Linked DNA regions of Homo sapiens: region 2 is linked to region 1. The links are chromatin contacts, found by Hi-C in ENCODE. All regions are on one chromosome and are shown on one strand. The core of a region is the stretch at or near the end of the contact, and the rest is flanking DNA. Distances in the headings are between cores, read along the strand shown.

The links. Hi-C counts contacts between places; a loop is a spot of excess contacts on that map. Pooled maps may share reads with other maps.
Region 2: a loop to region 1 is called in a pooled map, with 9 times the contacts of the local background. The contact joins the promoter of ZNF345 here to the promoter of ZNF226 in region 1. A Hi-C loop is called at or near these places in 5 of 50 pooled maps.

What each region holds. Positions count from the first base shown.
Region 1 is chr19:44,163,500-44,167,624 of GRCh38, forward strand. ZNF226 (zinc finger protein 226) reads left to right here and starts at 1,601. Exons shown (of 6, transcript NM_001032373.2): 1 at 1,601-1,643; 2 at 2,258-2,308. RefSeq lists enhancers at 1,293-1,442, 1,503-1,622.
Region 2 is chr19:36,849,265-36,853,119 of GRCh38, forward strand. ZNF345 (zinc finger protein 345) reads left to right here and starts at 1,612. Exons shown (of 3, transcript NM_001242472.2): 1 at 1,612-1,704; 2 at 2,566-2,640. It also overlaps a transcript of ZNF790 not described here. RefSeq lists an enhancer at 1,135-1,374.

The DNA of each region.
Region 1 (4,125 bases), core at 351-2,850:
TGGCTTTGTTTTTGGTTGGTTGTTGTTTGTTCACAGTCAAGAGGAGAGAACTGTTTCATTTGTAATATTGTATAGTTCATGTCTCCCAAAATGCATGGCTACTCTAACTCCCATTCACACACAAGATTAATTCCTTAGCTCTTACCTAGTATGCCCAGCCCTTGTGGGATCATTCAGTTTTTTCATCTGTGGGCCTAACTTGCCTGTTCATCTTTGGCCGTTGGGATTTCCCTGTCTTAGCTTTGAGTTTAGCTACATTTTAACGCTTTAGGGGATATTGTCACATAACATTTTTCTATCTTTGAAAAGATCCACAATATTATGTAATGATTACCACTATCTAATCCTAGAACTCTTTCATCTGCTCCCAAAAGAAATCCCCTACATGAGCTGGGTGTGGTGGTGCATGCCTGTAGTCTCAACTACCCAGGGGGCTGAGGCGGGAGGATCACTTGAGCCCAAGAATTTAAGGCTGCAGTGTGCTATGATCATGCCTGTGAATAGCCACTGTACTCCATTCTGGGAAACATAACAAGACGCTGTCTCTAAAAAAGTAAGAAAAAAAAAACCCTACATATTGACAGTCACTCCCCATTCCCAACTACATCTCCCCAGCCTTGGAGACAACTAATTTACTTTCTGTCTCTATGGACTTGCCTATTCTGCACATTTGATATAAATGGAATCATACCATATATGGTATCTTGTGTCTGGCTTCTTTCATTGGACATAATGTCTTCAGAGTTCATCTATGTTATAACATGAATCAATATTTTGTTCATTCACATTACTAAATAATATTGCATTATATGGCTAGACCACATTTTGTTTATCCACTCATCAGCTGATGGACATTGGGTCTTCTCCACTTTTTGACTATTATGACTAATGCTGCTATGAACTTTTTTAGAACAAGTTTTTGTGTGGATATCTTTCAGTTCTCCTGGGTATTTACTTAGGAGTGAAATTGCTGGCACATAAGCCCCAGATCGGGTGCCAGCAGATTCAGTGTCTGGTGAGGTCCCGCTTTCTAAGTCATACATGGTCCTTCTGGCTGTGTCCTCACATAACTAAAGAGGCAAAGGAGCTCCCTCAGGCCACTTATAAGAGAGCATTAATCCTATTCATGAGGGCATTGCCCTCTTGATCTGATCACGTCCCATAGGTTCCACCTCCTAATATCTTCTTGGGAGTTAGGATTTAAACATACGAATTTGGTGGGGGCCATAAACACTCAGACCATAATAATACCTAAAGAGAAGTGAGGGATTCTGGGAAATGAAAACCAGGAGCTCAAGGTAGTTGGACACTTCCACATCAGAAGGCTTGGACATTCCGGAAGTGTAGTCCAGGAGGGCGGTACTGTTCTGTTTTTCCCCCAACTCCAGCATTCTGTGATATGTAGTCCGGAGTTCCGTGTAGTCGCGCATAGCTCAGCTGCAGTAAGGCTGTAAATGTTTCCCCTGCGGAATCCTGGGAACTGTAGGTCCAATCGTTCTAGGTAGTTGTAGGCACTTCCGGCTCGAGGAAGGCAGTGCTGTGGAATTCTGGGAAGCGTAGTCCAGGTCCTCCTGATACTCGCAGGCACTTCCGCCCAGGAAGACGACGTAGCAGCCATCTTTTCCCTGGCTTTGGTGATTCAGGTCAGCTTCTCAGGAACCTTTCAAACTTCCCCGAAATGCACTTGTGGTCAGCAGCTAGCGGTCTTTTGTTTGGGGAAAAAAAGGAGTAGCGGCTAAGAGCGGAGGTTTGAGGGGCCAGGATGCTGTTTTGCGTTTCCCTGGGCGGAGCTTGTTAGAATTGGGGGCGTACTGGCTTCGGGCGGCTGGGGTGATGCTTCGTCGGGTTTGAAGGTCTCTCGGGCTGTTCGCTCCCTCATTGTGACTCCCCCACCTAATGAGCCAGCCCTACCACTTCATACAGTATCACATTGAGCGAGTTAGTTAATCCCCGTGCCTTCGTTTGCTGTTCTGAAGGAAAATAAAAGCAAAAACTTCCTAATAGAATGTTTTGAGAGAAAACGAGGTAATACAAAAAGTGTAAAACTGCCTGGCACGTGAATTACCAATACTACTGTAATTTTCCTAGAAACTCCCGTTCTGTGGCGAAATTCTGTGAGTCCATGAAGCTGGATTGTCCCTGACCTCTTTTGAGGAAGGAGAGGGTTGCTTCTAACTGGTCCTGGGAGATGCCACTGTGATGTATCCGGGATGAAGACACAATCCTGGTTACTTCATAGCCTGTTTTTCTTCCCCAGCCCTGACTTCTCAAAAAGCACTGCACAGAGGAGGAGGCAGCAGAACCCCATGTGAGTAAGACTTGTTGTTATTCTTGTTTTATTCACATAAATCAGAGAATGTGTGGGGTCATGTATTTGGGCATGAGAAGTGATTATAATTTAGCGTTAGTTGCTAAGTTCCATTCTAAGGGGTTTATACAAATGAACACCTTTCCACTATACAGTGGCTCTGTGAAGTGATACTCTTTTTCCGAGGAGACTGAGACATAAGAACATAACTTGTTTGCTCATAGCCACCTAGCTAGTAGGAGGCAGAGCTAGCATTGAAACCGAGGCAGTCTGAGTCTAGACCTGAGTCTTCTTTGGTATGTTCTGCATGAGCCATAGGCAGCTGGCTAGTATCATGTGAAAATAGGTTGGGACTTCACTGTGGGGACTTTGCTCAAGGTCTGGGCTATTCTATGACTTTTAAAAAATAGTGGCTGGGCACAGTGGCTGACGCCTGTAATCCCAGCACTTTGGGAGTCTGAGGCGGGCAGATCACTTGAGGCCAGGAGTTTGAGACCAGTCTGGCCAACATGGCGAAACCCCATCTCTACTAAAAATACAAAAATTAGCCAGGCGTGGTGGCCAACACCTGTAATCCCAGGAGTTTGGGAAGCTGGGGCAGGAGAATCGCTTGAACCCAGGAGGCGAGGCTGCAGTAAGCTGAGATCACACCGGTGCACTCCAGCCTCGGCAACTGAGCAAGACTCTGTCTCAAAAAAAGAAAAGAGTTTTTAAAAATAGTTTTCTCAATTATTAGTTTTATTTGTTTCAAATAATATAGAGGTAACACATAATCATGGAAAACACAGAAATACATTTAAAAAATGTAAATTCCCCATGACCTTAGGGTATAAAGATAACAACTATAGTTTAGTGCCTTTCTGTCAAGTTTTTCTTGTATATATTTCTGTTTATTAGGGGCTGTTTTGGGAGAGGGACTGAGTACAGTGCAACACTACTCAAACTGTGGTTCACAAAGCAGCAACATTGGCATCACCCAGGTAGAAAGGCTCATTCTTGAGCCCTACCGAAGGCCTTCTGATTTAGCATTTTTGCAGATAGGACCCAGAAATCTGCATTTCAACAAGATCCCAAGGTGAGCGAGATGCATGTTAAAGTTTGAGAAGCTCAGGAAAAGGTCTTATCTGGAAACTCAGGACTAGAAAACTGACCCTGCCAGATGTCACAGATAAAACTGAGCTGGCCATACTAGAACCCTACTCAGTCCAGTGATTTTTCTTTCCCACTAAATATTAACTGTCAAGTTTCTTTGCAAAAACCATGACATGAGTAGAAGGCAGCTGTCAAGTCTAGAGTCAAAATGGAGAAACTCAGAGTCCTGAAGATCTATTTCTCCCAGGCTTTGGGGAGTAGATTCCTTCCCATCTTTTGTACTGGAGGCCTTCTGCCTGAAGTGGGAAGATCAGCTACCTATTTATTGTTAATTAACGTTAGATATTATTGCCATAGTTGTCATCATCTCGTCATCGTTATTATTCTGATTAATGACTTTCCTAATTTCTTTAACTTTTTTTTTTTTTTTTTTTTTGAGGCAGAGTTTCACTTTTGTTGCCCAGGCTGGAGTGCAATGGCGTGATCTCGGCTCACTGCAACCTCCGCCTCCCAGGTTCAAAAGATTCTCCTGCCTCAACCTCCCAAACATCTGAGATTACAGGCACCCGCCACCACACCGGCTAATTTTTTTGTATTTTTAGTAGCGATGGGGTTCCACCATGTTTGCCAGGCTGGTCTCGAACTCCTGACCTCAGGTGATCCACCCACCTCGGCCTCCCAAAGTGTTGGGATTATGGGCATGAGCCACCGTGCCCAGCCAACTT
Region 2 (3,855 bases), core at 362-2,861, 7.3 Mb before region 1:
CATCAGCATTTCCTGTTGTCATACACTTCCTGCCATCATATTTCGGCAACCTCTACCACCTCCCAAAGTTTCTAGCTTAAAAAATTATTGATTTCCTCCTAGCTCCCCTTTCTGTCAGTTTTTTAATTTTATATTTGTTTTCAAATGAGTCCTCACATTGATTTTAAAAATTTAACAAGAGTATAGTGAAAAGGAAGTTCCCCTTTCACTATTTATCTTCCCCATATGCATCTATTATGACGGGTTTCTTTTTTAAACTACTTGGAGTACTCATAACTGATTTTGTACTCTAGTTCAGAAGAAATGTCTGAATGTTAAATGTTTACATAAAAAATGCTATTTTATTATATCAGTAATGGAGCTTCCCCCCTTTAAAACTGCTGCACCAGGAAGATACAACCTTGTTATCACAATTTAAAGAGAAAATGAGACTTGGAGGTTCAGATTCCTCCACAGTCATAGTATCAGCTACCCACGCAGTGACCCACATTCAGGTGATTACACACACTCATACACAGATCCATACACGATCTTGCCCCCCCCACCTCCACACACTCAATATGACCTCCCCACGCCCAAAGCTGCACACATCTTGACCTCACTTCTCTCACACACACACCAATCTGACCCGCACGCGGTTTCTTTCACTCAACTACCCAGACACCCCTCATCCCACCAGCACAAGCAGGCCCACCGCGGTCTCACACACACTCGAGCCTTCCTTTGCCCAGTCTCACATGCATGACTGGGATCGCGGATTTGTCCCCTTCCGACTCCCCATGCTGGTTCGGTCCCAGACGCTCAGGTGCCACATTGGGGTGCGCTCTCCCGGCTCCTCCACACGCTACGCAGCTGCCCGCCTCAAGAGCGTCTGCGTGCTTCCAGCGTTAAGTGGAATTCCAAGCAGCCTCCGGGGCACAGTTAGTCTGGTCACTGCGGCCAGACTGCCGCCTCAGGACCCAGAGAACGCAGCACACTTTAGTTGGGCCCATCTATCCCCGGCGAGGCTTGGACTACGTTTCCCAGGAGACCCTGCGGTCCAGTATGTCTCCCGAGGAGGGGCGGAAGCCCGGGAGCCGCCCTCTGAGGCTGGGCGGGGTGAAAGAAAGCTTGCCCCAGAGGACTTAAACAGGCAAGAAGGACTTGGTTAAAGACTATTGCAATAGTCAACTTCCAATACAACAGCAGCTGGAGATTTATAGCTAACGGGCTGGGTGAAGGAGTTAAAGGATGCTAAATTACTAAGAGGAAGTTAAGTATCAAGAGTGGGGGGATTGTTACTAAACTGGCTTAGCTGGATTCTTGCTGAAGTGCTGTTCGCAGGCTATGGAGGAGGCCTGGCCAAGCAAAAAGGGCTCAGAGGAGCCTGACTAAAGCTTGGTCTAGGGACTCCTTGTCAGGTGAGACTCCCGGAAGGCTCCGATGGGCAGCTCACCTCAAAGAGATAGTTTTGTTGGTGCCAGAGTCCGCGCCAGGGGAATCGGGATGGCTGGGCTGTAGCTTTCGGCAACCTGTCGCTTTCTGGACTACACTTCCCAGAAGCCTCTAGGCCCAGGGCACTCTCCCGCGATAACTAGATTGTCTCTTGAGGAGTGGGCGGGATCTTCCCGCGGATTTGGGCAAGCGGCCTTGGGGCTTTGTGAGATAGCTAGGGTCGACTTGTGTGGATTCTAGTAGAACGGAGCTGACCCTATCCGAACAGGCGTAAGTGAGGCGGCTCGGAGCCTGGCGCGACAGGAACTCCCGACCTGTGTGGGCTGCGTGGGGAACAGGCTAAGGAGCGATTGTGAGGAGTGTGTACGGTTGTGACTGGGGGCGTGTGTCTGTGCGACCGTGTATGGAACTGTGAGGGCGGGGAGGAGGACTTTTTGTTTATGTTTGTGCGGGTGTGAGTAGAGTTTAATTGTGACCGGGTTGGGCACTGTGTTTGCGAGTGTGAGGTTCCTGGACCGCGGTTGTGACTGTATGTCCCCTTGGGGTGTGTGTGTGTGTGTTTACTACCATTTGCCGAACTGTGTGTAGTATGCCTTAATTTTGAGGTTTGTGGCTGCTTCCGTGTGTGTGTGTGCGCGCGCGTTGGTGATATTGTTGATGGAGGGTGCGTGTGAATTTGTTGTCATTGTGACCCCAAGGTGTATGTCACTGGGAATTTGAGAGATGCCCACGGACTCTGTGGTTGTGTCCGTGTCTACCCCCGTGGTGTGTATGAGTGTGTGATTGTGTGTTGTGTTTAGGTTTGGGGTGCCTGTGACGTTTATGTCCCTGCGGTGTGAGTGAGTTTGTGTGACTATGTGTCCGTATAGCCAATGTAGGTATGGGGAGTCTTTGTCTTTGTGACTTCAGCCATTGGAGACCCCTGTGAGCTCAGGGACAGGTTCTGCCCAGAACGGCATTGACCCTACCGTTGTCTGTGATGCCCGGATTAAGCAGGATGCCCTAGACTTCTCTGACCTTCCTCTGTAGGTGATGGGCAGTAGGGGCTGAGCAAAGATAACTTCTGACATAGTCAAACCAACTCCCTCTCAGAAGAACCTGATGTTTCCTGACTGCTTTCTCCTTCCTCAGCCCTGCCCTGCTTGGATAGAGGCCTCCGAACAGGAGTAAAGAATGGCTGTTGAACATCCACAAGGCACCTGCAAGGTAGCTTGTCCTGTCCTCTTGTTTAAGAAAAATCCCTTTTTCTTTGTCAGGACATAGTTGCTTTCCTTCTCTTGAAAATTCTTGCCTATGAGATGACCTGATCCCTGGAGTTTCCATTTTGAGAAAATGTGGTGTCTTCAAACCCCACCTCCCACACCTGATTTTCCCTTACTGATTTGTCAGATGGTTTTAATTTTTCTTTTTCTTTTTTTTTTCTTTCTTTCTTTTTTTTTTTTTTTTTTTGAGACAGAATTACAGGCGTGAGCTGCTGTGCCCGGCCTTATCCTTCTACTCTTGATGGACATTTGTCTTGTAATTTTTGGCTACTACAGGCAGTGTGACTATGATCATTTTGTGCGCATATTTTGGTACACATTTGCTTGCATTTCTTTAGAATATATACCTAGTGATTAAATTGCTGATAGTGGCTGGATGCAGTGGCTCATGCCTGTAATCCCAGCACTTTGGGGGGCCAAGGCGGGCGGATCACGAGGTCAAGAGATCAAGATCATCCTGGCCAACATGAGGAAACCCCGTCTCTACTAAAAACACAAAAATTAGCTGGGCGTGGTGGCACGCGCCTGTAGTCCCAGCTACTTGGGAGGCTGAGGAGAATCGCTTGAACCCGGGAGGCAGAGGTTGCAGTGAGCCAAGATTGTGCCACTGCCCTCCAGCCTGGTGACAGAGTGAGACTCCATCTCAAAAAAAAAAAAAAAAAGTGCTAATAGGTAGGGTTTGTACATCTTCAGTTTTACCAAACATTGCCAAACTGTTCTCTAAAGATACTGTACTTATGCCAGCAGTTTACAAGAGTTTTCTTAGCTCCACATCCATGCTAGACATCATAAAACTCTTAAATTTTTGCCAATCTGGTGGGTGTCTAATGTTATATTTAATTTAAATTTCCTTTATTGCTAATAAAGTTGAGCATTGATTCTTGGCCATTTGAATGTCCCCTTTTTTGTTTTTTTTGTTTTTTTTTTTTGAGACTGAGTCTCTATTGCCCAGGCTGGAGTGCAGTTGAATGTCCCCTTTTATAAGGTGTTGTTCAAATATTTGACCAATTTTTAATTGGGTTTTTCTCTGATTTACGGCAGTTGTACATATGTGTATATATCTTCTGTAAATTAATCTTTTTTCAGTTGTATGTGTGATAAGTATTTTCACCTGCTCTGGTTTGACTTTTCACTCTATGTGGTGCCTTTTGACAAATAG